Regions from separate parts of the Homo sapiens genome. Here all the other regions are linked to region 3. The links are chromatin contacts, found by Hi-C or POLR2A ChIA-PET in ENCODE. All regions are on one chromosome and are shown on one strand. The core of a region is the stretch at or near the end of the contact, and the rest is flanking DNA. Distances in the headings are between cores, read along the strand shown.

Evidence for each region. A loop is a pair of places that touch in the nucleus more often than their neighbours do. ChIA-PET counts read pairs that join two places held with the same protein, here RNA polymerase II (POLR2A). Pooled maps may share reads with other maps.
Region 1: a loop to region 3 is called in a map of CD8-positive, alpha-beta T cell, with 18 times the contacts of the local background. The contact joins the promoter of SYDE2 here to the promoter of GTF2B in region 3. A Hi-C loop is called at or near these places in 1 of 168 maps with a recorded cell type or tissue (CD8-positive, alpha-beta T cell) and 5 of 50 pooled maps. POLR2A ChIA-PET finds 5 or more read pairs at or near these places in 1 of 52 experiments (CD4-positive, alpha-beta T cell).
Region 2: a loop to region 3 is called in a map of CD8-positive, alpha-beta T cell, with 12 times the contacts of the local background. The contact joins the promoter of ZNHIT6 here to the promoter of GTF2B in region 3. A Hi-C loop is called at or near these places in 1 of 168 maps with a recorded cell type or tissue (CD8-positive, alpha-beta T cell), 1 of 37 single-sample maps with no recorded cell type and 5 of 50 pooled maps. POLR2A ChIA-PET finds 5 or more read pairs at or near these places in 1 of 52 experiments (activated T-cell).

The regions. Positions count from the first base shown.
Region 1 is chr1:85,199,423-85,202,473 of GRCh38, reverse strand. It overlaps SYDE2 (synapse defective Rho GTPase homolog 2), which reads left to right and starts at 1,458. Exons shown (of 7, transcript NM_032184.2): 1 at 1,458-2,222. The coding sequence starts at 1,478. LOC124904207 (a long non-coding RNA gene) reads left to right here and starts at 2,232. Exons shown (of 2, transcript XR_007066199.1): 1 at 2,232-2,323; 2 at 2,435-3,051. RefSeq lists a silencer at 570-1,719 and an enhancer at 1,732-2,343.
Region 2 is chr1:85,707,183-85,710,201 of GRCh38, reverse strand. It overlaps ZNHIT6 (zinc finger HIT-type containing 6), which reads left to right and starts at 1,769. Exons shown (of 10, transcript NM_017953.4): 1 at 1,769-2,573. The coding sequence starts at 1,918. RefSeq lists enhancers at 846-1,678, 1,617-1,976, 1,679-2,512.
Region 3 is chr1:88,890,205-88,893,480 of GRCh38, reverse strand. It overlaps GTF2B (general transcription factor IIB), which reads left to right and starts at 1,914. Exons shown (of 7, transcript NM_001514.6): 1 at 1,914-1,998. The coding sequence starts at 1,982. RefSeq lists an enhancer at 1,629-1,738.

The DNA.
Region 1 (3,051 bases), core at 209-2,708, 3.7 Mb after region 3:
AAAGCTGCAAACCTGTATGATAATCTTGTAGGTAGGGTGATGAGGGACATAATATTTGTGGCTCCATTTTACAAGTTTTGGCTGATGTAATAATTTTGTTAGCATGCATTAACTGAAATAAAGAAGGAAAAACAGACTTAAAAGAGACATCGGTGGGTGGGTTTTGTTTTGTTTTTGATAAAAGAACTCTTATAGAAAAGGAATCGCTGCAAATTTCTTTTAGCTAGCTAGCTCTCTGGGCGATTAAAATGATTGATACATTTCTAGAACACATGCACCGAGATACACCTGCACTCGTACTTTGTCCGTCAAAACAATCTTTGTTTTCTCTCAAGCTAGGACTTGCTGTGCCTAAGACACACCTCGTGCAGCGGTGGCGGTGAAGGTGCTGGGGTGACAGCCAGGAGGGCACTTTCCCTTTCTCGGGCTCCCTAACCAAAACTTTGCAGCCACCAGCCCAAACTCACGTTCCTGCTCGTTCTTCTTTCCCCTGCCTCAACTCTCCCCGCACCCTTCGCGCTCTGTGCGCCCACCCCTGCTTCCGTCGGTCAGCTTCAGCCGACCTACTACTCAACCTACCGGCCCGCGCCCTCCGCCTCCACCTGCACCACTCGCCCACCCCGAGAACCCACCTCTGCCGCCCCCGGCCCGCGCGCCCCGTCGCGGCCCGGGGCTCCGGGGCATGCGCGTTGCGGCGCCACCGCCCTCCCCCACGCCTTCCCGCGGCAGAGTTATGCCAAGTATGTGAGGAGCCGGCGAGGGCCAGCGCCGGTCATGGGGAGCCGCCGCCGCCTCCGCCTCCGCCTCCGCGAGCGCGGTTTTCTCCCCAGCGGGGCTCCGACCTCTCCCCCTGGCGGGGGTGAGCCTCGCGGCTAAGGCAGAGGGGATGGCGGACCCTCTGAGGAGGACGCTGTCCAGGCTCCGGGGAAGGCGGGGTCCCCGCGGCACCGGGGGGCTAGGGCTCCGGGCGGCAGCCGCAGCTGCGGTGGCGGCCTCTTCGGCAGCCGCGGGAGACGCCTGGGGTGCCGCAGACACCCTCCCACGTGAGCACGCCGGGGGACACGGGCGGAGCCTACAGCAGCCCTCGCCGTCACCTGAGGCGTGGGGTCCCGGGGCGCGGGTCCCCGGAGGGCACCCGGAGCAGTTGGGGGCGCTCGGGCCTCGGCCGCGCGGCGGGCAGGAGGCCGCCCCCCAGAGCCATGGGCTCGCTCACGCCCCTCCGCACTCCCCGGAGGGCTCCGAGGACAGCGGAGAGGAGGAGGAAGACGACAAGGACGAAGACGACTACGACGCCGACTACTACGAAAACCTGCCCGGCGGCTCGCAGTCTGCGCCCGAGCCTGAGGGGGCGGAGGCGGAACGGCGTCCCCCGCCTCCCCCAGCGGCGGGCTCCTCCCTGGGGGCGGAGGGCGGCCGCCTGGAGACAGGCAGGCTGCGGACCCAGTTGCGAGAGGCCTATTATCTGCTGATCCAGGCCATGCACGACCTGCCCCCTGACTCGGGCGCGCGGCGGGGCGGCAGGGGCTTGGCGGATCACAGCTTCCCCGCGGGAGCCCGGGCTCCGGGCCAGCCGCCTTCCCGCGGCGCCGCGTACCGCCGAGCCTGCCCCCGGGACGGGGAGCGGGGAGGCGGCGGACGCCCTCGGCAGCAGGTGTCCCCGCCCCGGTCGCCTCAGAGGGAGCCGCGGGGAGGCCAGCTGCGGACTCCTCGGATGCGGCCGTCCTGCAGCAGAAGCCTCGAGAGCCTCCGGGTGGGTGCCAAGCCGCCTCCCTTCCAGCGGTGGCCGAGCGACAGCTGGATCAGGTGCGGCGCGCACCGGGACTGGGACGAGCCCCCGCCACGTGGAGGCAGGATGGACGGCTGGAGTGGGGACCGCGCCCGGGCGGCTGCACCCACCGGCCTCCAGCCTCCAGGCTGCAAGGACCACGGCTGCTCCTCGGGAAGCCCTTTCAGGGATCCAGCGGGGTCCTCTGTGATACGCAGTGGCAAAGGAGACCGCCAGGAAGGCCCCTCCTTCCTCAGGCCGCCGGCAGTGACAGTCAAGAAGCTGCAGAAGTGGATGTACAAAGGGCGTCTGCTGTCCCTGGGAATGAAGGGTCGTGCCCGTGGGACGGCTCCCAAAGTCACAGGAACGCAGGCAGCCTCCCCAAATGTGGGCGCTTTGAAAGTGCGTGAAAACCGTGTCCTGTCGGTGCCTCCAGACCAAAGAATTACGCTGACAGGTAGGATACTTTGCGATGAAAATGCTAGCACCGCGAGCCTTACTGTTTACCGACTGGGCTTCTGTCTTAAGAGCCAAGAAAAAGTTATGTTTTTGCGACAGGTACGTTACCGGGCGAAAGTAAGTGTCATGTAAGTGGCAGCTTAAAGTAATTTCGGGGTTACTTAATGTAATGCATTTACTCGTTTTGCTTTTTTTTTTCTTTTTAATCAGACAATGGCATGAAGAATTGAGGTTGTGATTTCTTCTCGAAAAACCAGTGTGTCTATTCCCTAAGTATTACCTAAAGGAGTAAAGGTTAAGTATAACACACTTTTAGTAGGTTTACAGATGGGCGGCACTGTCTTGATTTTTATTCTTTGTAGCTCTAGGCAAATCCGTAGACTTTTGTGGAGTTTGTAAATTTGAATTTGATTCAAGGTAGATTTTATAGGCTTCATAAACTGTCATTTTACTCATTACAACTTTTTTTTTTTGCCTCTCCCAGGCACGCACACACATGCATACATACACACAACCAAAAACCCAAACAAATCAAACAAAAAAAACCCTACCATAAGTAGAATTTTTTAGTCAGGTAGTATTTCACATACACCATCTCTCCACCTGCCTCCCCCCGACAAAGAAACCTCAACAAAGTAATCTTTTTATTGTGAAAAATCAAGGACACTAACATTTTAATCAAAAGAAAAATGTTCCTCAGGTAGTTTTGTTTTTAAAGCAGTCATTTGCAAACTTAAATCCTATTTATAAGAGAAGTAAATTAGTTTTTTAAAAAGTATATTGATCCTTATAATAGGATTAAGCTCCCTATTTTGTATGTGCATGAT
Region 2 (3,019 bases), core at 520-3,019, 3.2 Mb after region 3:
TAGGAAGGAGACCAAAAAAGCAAGAGCCTAAGGCAGAAACCACAGCCTTTCTCCAAACCTAATCTTAGAGGTAACGTATTACTTCTGCTGTATGCTATCAGTGACACAGACCAATCCTGGGATGATGCAGGAGCAGTCTACACATTGGTCTGAACACTGTGGGGGTGGAGAATCACTGGGGAACATACTGGTGCTTGTCTACCACAAACCTATATCCATAATATATGAAGAACTACTACAATTTGATAATAAAAGACGTCAATTAAAAATGGGCAAAAGATCTGAATAAACATTTCATTAAAGAAAATATCCAAATGGCCAGTTGGCAGATGAAAAGATGTTCAACATCATTAGTCATTAAAGAAATGTAAATTCTCAATGACGTACCCCTACACATCTATAATCAAATAACTGATAATACTAAGAATTGGCCGGGATGTAGAGAAATAGGAACCCTCAGCCAGTAGGAATGTAAAATGGTATAGCTACTTTGGAAAACAGTTTGGGCATTTCTTTAAAAATTAACATAAATTTATATGGCCCAGCAATTCCACTCCTAGTTATTTACTTAACGGGAAATGTAAACATGTCCACACAAAGACTTGCATATGAATGTGGAAGCAGAATTATTCGTAATAGCCCAAACTGGAAACAAGCCAAATGCCCACCAACTGGTACATGCATGAAAAAACGTGCCACATTCATACAATGCAATGTTATTCAGCAATACCGGGCATTAGGCACTTTCGCCTAATATATTTATGATGTTCTCTGAGAGAATCCTGCAGAATGCTGGGAATGGGGAATAGCCTGACGCAGGCTGTTACTTAGAAAGAATGGAAAGAAAAATTAATGCCCTCTTTCCTACTTGAAACCCATCATGATTCCCAGTTATACACTGAGTTTGTGTCTGTCACTGACAGTTGATTCCTATGCATGATCTCATATTATCTTCGCAATGACACTGGGAGATTTATATTAATAATACCATGCTCCCTAGTTTATAGCTTCAAGAAACTAAAGCTTGCAAAGGTGTAACATCAGGTGTGTCCTTTTTCATACAAGATTGGATTTAATGGTTAACACAGATAAGGGTGGGTTTTCCCATTTCCAGAGTGTAAGGGTTTCGCTTCTCTCCCTCTGCCGGTCTCCTCCACTGTTTACACCCAGTAGGGCGTGGAGGGTGGCCTAGGGTGTGGCCCAGGAGGCTTCCCTAAGGGAAGGGGGTGGTGGAAACCAGGCGGTTTGAAGCCCATCAGGATTCCCAGTTATATATCGAGTTTGTGTCCGTCACTGCTAGTTGATTTCCATGCATGATCTCATATAATCTTTGCAATGACACTGGGAGATTTATATTAATAATACCATGGTCCCTAGTTTATAGCTTTAAGAAACTAAAGCTTGGAAAGGCCTAATAACATCAGGTGTGTCCTCCATTTTCATGCAAGATTGGATTTAATGGTTAACACAGATTAGGGTGGGTTTTCCCACTTCCAGAGTGTAAGGGTTTCGCTTCTCTCCCTCTGCCGGTCTCCTACACTCTTTACACCCAGCAGGGCGTGGAGGGTGGCCCAGGGAGTGGCCCAGGAGGCTTCTCTAAGGGAAGAGGGTGGTGGAAACCAGGAAGGAGACGAGAACCCCAGCGGGCAAGTCACGCAGTTACGCTTGTTCGCCCAGAGAATCCGGCAGGGCCTCCGCAGAGCCGTAAAGAGCTCTACAAGTCGTGAAGGGGCGAGGCGCAAAAGCGTAGCTTTACGGCGATTCGAGCAGTCGCGTCAAGCAGGCTATTCCGGGTTTGTGGCTGCTTGGCTCCACACGTGGGCCGCCGTAGGTATTCCGACCGGTAATTCCTCCTATTGGTGTGCAGCAGCCACATTGAAGGATAGAGTGGCAGCAGAGGCCAAGGATCGTGAGTTGATGGAGTTTGCTGCTGAAAATGAAGGGAAGTCTGGGGGAGGTCTCCACAGCGTAGCTGAGGGGGTGCGGCTAAGTCCAGAGCCTGGCAGGGAGGGAGTAAGGGACTTAGCAGGGGCGGAGGAGTTCGGCGGCGGAGAGGAGGGGACAGGGCTGACAGGGATAAAGGAGATAGGGGATGGAGAGGAAGGAAGTGGACAAAGGCCAGAGGAAATACCGATGGACCTAACGGTAGTGAAGCAGGAAATTATAGACTGGCCAGGTACAGAAGGCAGGTTGGCTGGCCAGTGGGTAGAACAGGAGGTGGAGGATAGGCCTGAGGTGAAGGATGAGAACGCAGGCGTATTGGAGGTGAAGCAGGAGACGGATAGTAGTTTAGTGGTAAAAGAAGCGAAGGTGGGTGAACCAGAGGTAAAGGAAGAGAAGGTAAAGGAAGAGGTAATGGACTGGTCAGAAGTGAAGGAAGAGAAGGATAACTTGGAGATAAAACAGGAGGAGAAGTTTGTTGGTCAATGCATAAAAGAGGAATTGATGCATGGAGAGTGTGTAAAAGAAGAGAAGGATTTCCTGAAGAAAGAAATCGTGGATGATACAAAGGTGAAAGAAGAGCCTCCGATAAATCACCCGGTGGGCTGCAAGCGGAAACTGGCCATGTCAAGGTAGGGCATGGGGGATTCCATTTAGGGGAATAAAGCTGTGGAGTCCTCATGTCTAGAGTGAAGGAAACCACACTATCAGGAGAAGGTGGAATAATGAAAAATGAGCACAAGTTTGGGTTTCTGGAGTCAGACGGCGTTCGCGGGGGTGGGTTGGGAAGTGGAGGGTGTTGTACATGACAACACAACAAATTCAGTGAAAATACATGAAATTAGTAGTGTCCAATGGGTAATGGTCAAGTTAGGAAAGTGGAAATTCTGGGGACCAAAAGATCAGTTGGAACTGGATCTGGCTTGACTTAATATGCTCTTTACTCGGTATTCCTTTGAGAGAGAATAGAGATGAGAAAGTCTAATAAAACTAACAATGACAAAGTAGATTAAGTTAAAACTAGGCAAAAATACACTTGACCTCAATTATCAAGCTTCTTCATGGGTGCTGTGAATAT
Region 3 (3,276 bases), core at 665-3,164:
GTTCCTAAAATCCTGCCTCTCGCACCCCTTTTTCTTTCTAAGGAAGCTAGTATCTCCCACCTTCTCAAGAAAACAGTGAGTGCTCCATTACATTTAAATCCCATCCCCAGATGAAGGAAGCAGTCATTATCTTCTAAGTTCTCAGCCCCATGAAAACCACCATGAAAATACCAATCCCCGTATTTTCAAGAATAGTTGTCAGCAAAGTGTTGCCGCAGGAGAATACTGTCTGAAGGCAGGGAACCTAAGGCAGATTCACACTGATTTCCTAGAACTAAATCAAATGGAAAACCCCGGCCGGGCGCGGTGGCTCACGCCTGTAATCCCAGCACTTTGGGAGGCCAAGGCGGGCGGATGACGAGGTCAGGAGATCAAGACCATCCTGGCTAACAGGGTGAAACCCCGTCTCTACTAAAAATACAAAAACAAAATTAGCCGGGCGTGGTGGCAGGCTCCTGTAGTCCCAGCTACTCGGGAGGCTGAGGCAGGAGAATGGCGTGAACCTGGCAGGCGGAGCTTGCAGTGAGCCCAGATCGCGCCACTGCACTCCAGCCTGGGCGACAGAGCAAGACTCCGTCTCAAAAAAAAAAAAAAAAAAGGAAAACCCCAACTTTCCACACCTAAGTAACAAAAGAACCAGACGTTACTCCCTTTGCAACCCCCTCCCCACTACACAACCACACACACACACACACACACACACACACACACTTTAGCCGTGTGGCAGATGTGAAATTGAAAGTATCTCTGATTCGTTGCTTTCTGCAACCAATCAGACGCTTGCATAGGAGTGTAACTTTGTAACTTCACTTTAGCCTCTGATTGGTTGCTTTCCACAACCAATCAGACTGATTGTGGAGCCACTACTTCATTTACATAGGGTGTACACCATGTAACCAATGGGAAACCTCTAGAGGGTATTTAAACCCCCGAAAATTCTGCAAAAGGAGTCTTGAGCTGGTATTACCTTTTCGTTTTCAATAAATCTCTGCCTTTATTCCTTCATTCTTTCCTTAGTTTGTGCGTTGTGTCCAGTTCTTTGTTCAAAACGCCAAGAACGTGAATACTCTCCACCGGTAACTGTTATTGTTGTTAGTAATAGTGGTATTACAATTTTGACGTTAGTTTGGCTAATTAATAAATCTAGGGATATTTTGCAATATCTAGATGTTCTCGCAAGTTTTCTATATGTAGCTATCAGCCAACGTTACAAAGGCCGTGAAAAAAAAATGATCAGAGCATGGCCCATATCGTCGTGCCTCTTGTGTACACATTGGTTTCACGTAGTTTTGTTTCATCTTCTGCCAATTCTAAAAGGGTATGCAAGGCAAGATACCATAACCTATATAAACTTACATGACCTGTATAAAGGACGTGCCTAAGAAGACAACATGCTAGCTGATGACAGATCCTGAACAGACACCTGTTCTGGATGACCTAAGTGAGTTTCTCCTTTTATTTCAAATTTCTTAGAAAGAATCACCCTTGGGGCACGTAAGAACTGGCTCAAATGGGAGTGCCTGACGCGGGGTGGGGGGCTGGGGGCGGGGTAGGTGGTGGCCGTGAGAAGGTAGCCGTGAGAAGGTGGGAGAGGAAGGGGTGGTTAAACTATTAGGGATGCAGGCTTTGGCACCACTACGAAGCCAGGGTTTTCTTTGTGTTTTAACTGTCAGATTGAGAGTAGCTCTGTTGTAGCCCCTTTGCAGGGTTCCCATGAGACTTTTCCTAGGTAGTTACGTTGACTCGCTTAGCAACATAGCAAATTACAGAAACGGAGTAAGAACGTAAGAAATCGCAAAGCACGTGACGTATGGGATCTCACTGTTCTTGGCCCTTCTCCCGACCCGTAGCCCTGCTCTGCTACGACTGCGTGGGTGAGTCGTCTATAAAAACTCATCTCTGCGCGTCTCTTCGCCACATTCGCTTCCTGCTTTCGGTGTGTCTGTTGTGTCTTGTTGCGGGCACCGCAGTCGCCGTGAAGATGGCGTCTACCAGCCGGTTAGTATGTCCCGCCGAGCCCGGCGAGCTGAGGGGCGGGCGCGAGCGCCGCCGGCTTTTAGGCGGCCTCCGGGCAGCCTCGTAGGGCTGAGCGCCTAGGGGTATGGGAGAGAAGCGGCGGGACTGGCCGACGGGCCGGGACAAAGGCACTTCCAGACGGCAGGACTGTCAGGGTGTCGCAGGGGTTACCGAGCTGTTGACGTTATTGCCCTGGAGTCTTATGTAGATATCACCCTATGTGGGTCCTGGTGGGCTACTGTGTCCCCAGTCCTTGCCCTCGTATCTTTTCCCAATATTTCAATCTCCCTTTATTTTCTCTTCTTCCCACCCTCCCTCCTCTCCTCCCCCGCGCCCCCCCCCCCGCTTGTTTTTTTCATCTACGGCCCAAACAACCCGAGGGTCCGTAATTTCTCCTTTTCAAAGGAACGGGAAACAGTTAGTTTCAGGTTCCTATCGATCTGACAGCTAGGAAGTTGGGAACGTCAGCATTGGTAAGCCAGATGGAACCTGGTTGGTTACCATCACAGCGGGCCTCGGAAGTGGAAGCTAGAGCCATCGGAAGAGTTGATTAGTTCCCTGCTAAAGGATTTGTTTACAAATATCGTTGCCTGTGTACTTCTGAAGAAAATCTTGCCAAAGAAAATTAGTTATATGTGCTGGGAGGTCGCTTTTTAGTATATATTTAAGAATGCAGTGTACTCATATCTACAGGAAATGCATGCAGTACCCTCAGAAACAGCCTTTAATCTTGTGACCTGAAAAATGCTTGCAGACCCTAATTATGTCTCTCATTACCACTGTGAGGTAGATATTAGTATTTTTGCATAAGTGTAAACTGAGTCATGCCAATGTTGACTTTTCCAAGAGTCGTGTTAGAGTGTAGAGTCTAAGACAACCTGTTTCCTGTTATCCACACCTGGCCTTTGGTTAACTAATCCTGTGTTGAAAGTATCAAATTAATTCTACAGCTTCTGGAACTCTGGCACTATTTTTCTGACCCTGCTATCATCTGTGGAATTGGTTAATTTCACAGTGAAAGCCATTTTTACAAAATAGCCTTTTCTGGTAACTGCCAAGACTTACATTTTATGATTAGAAAAGGAATTTGGGGTGGGAGGCAGCTTTAGCTAATATACTGTTTGAACAGAACTCATAAAGCCAGTGACACTCTTGTTTACTGATTCTGATTCTTGGATTGGATGCTCAGTCATTCTATCTGGGTGTTGTTCTGTCGGGTAAGGCCTCCTTGTAGGTAAATGGAAAACTTGGGCTCCCCAG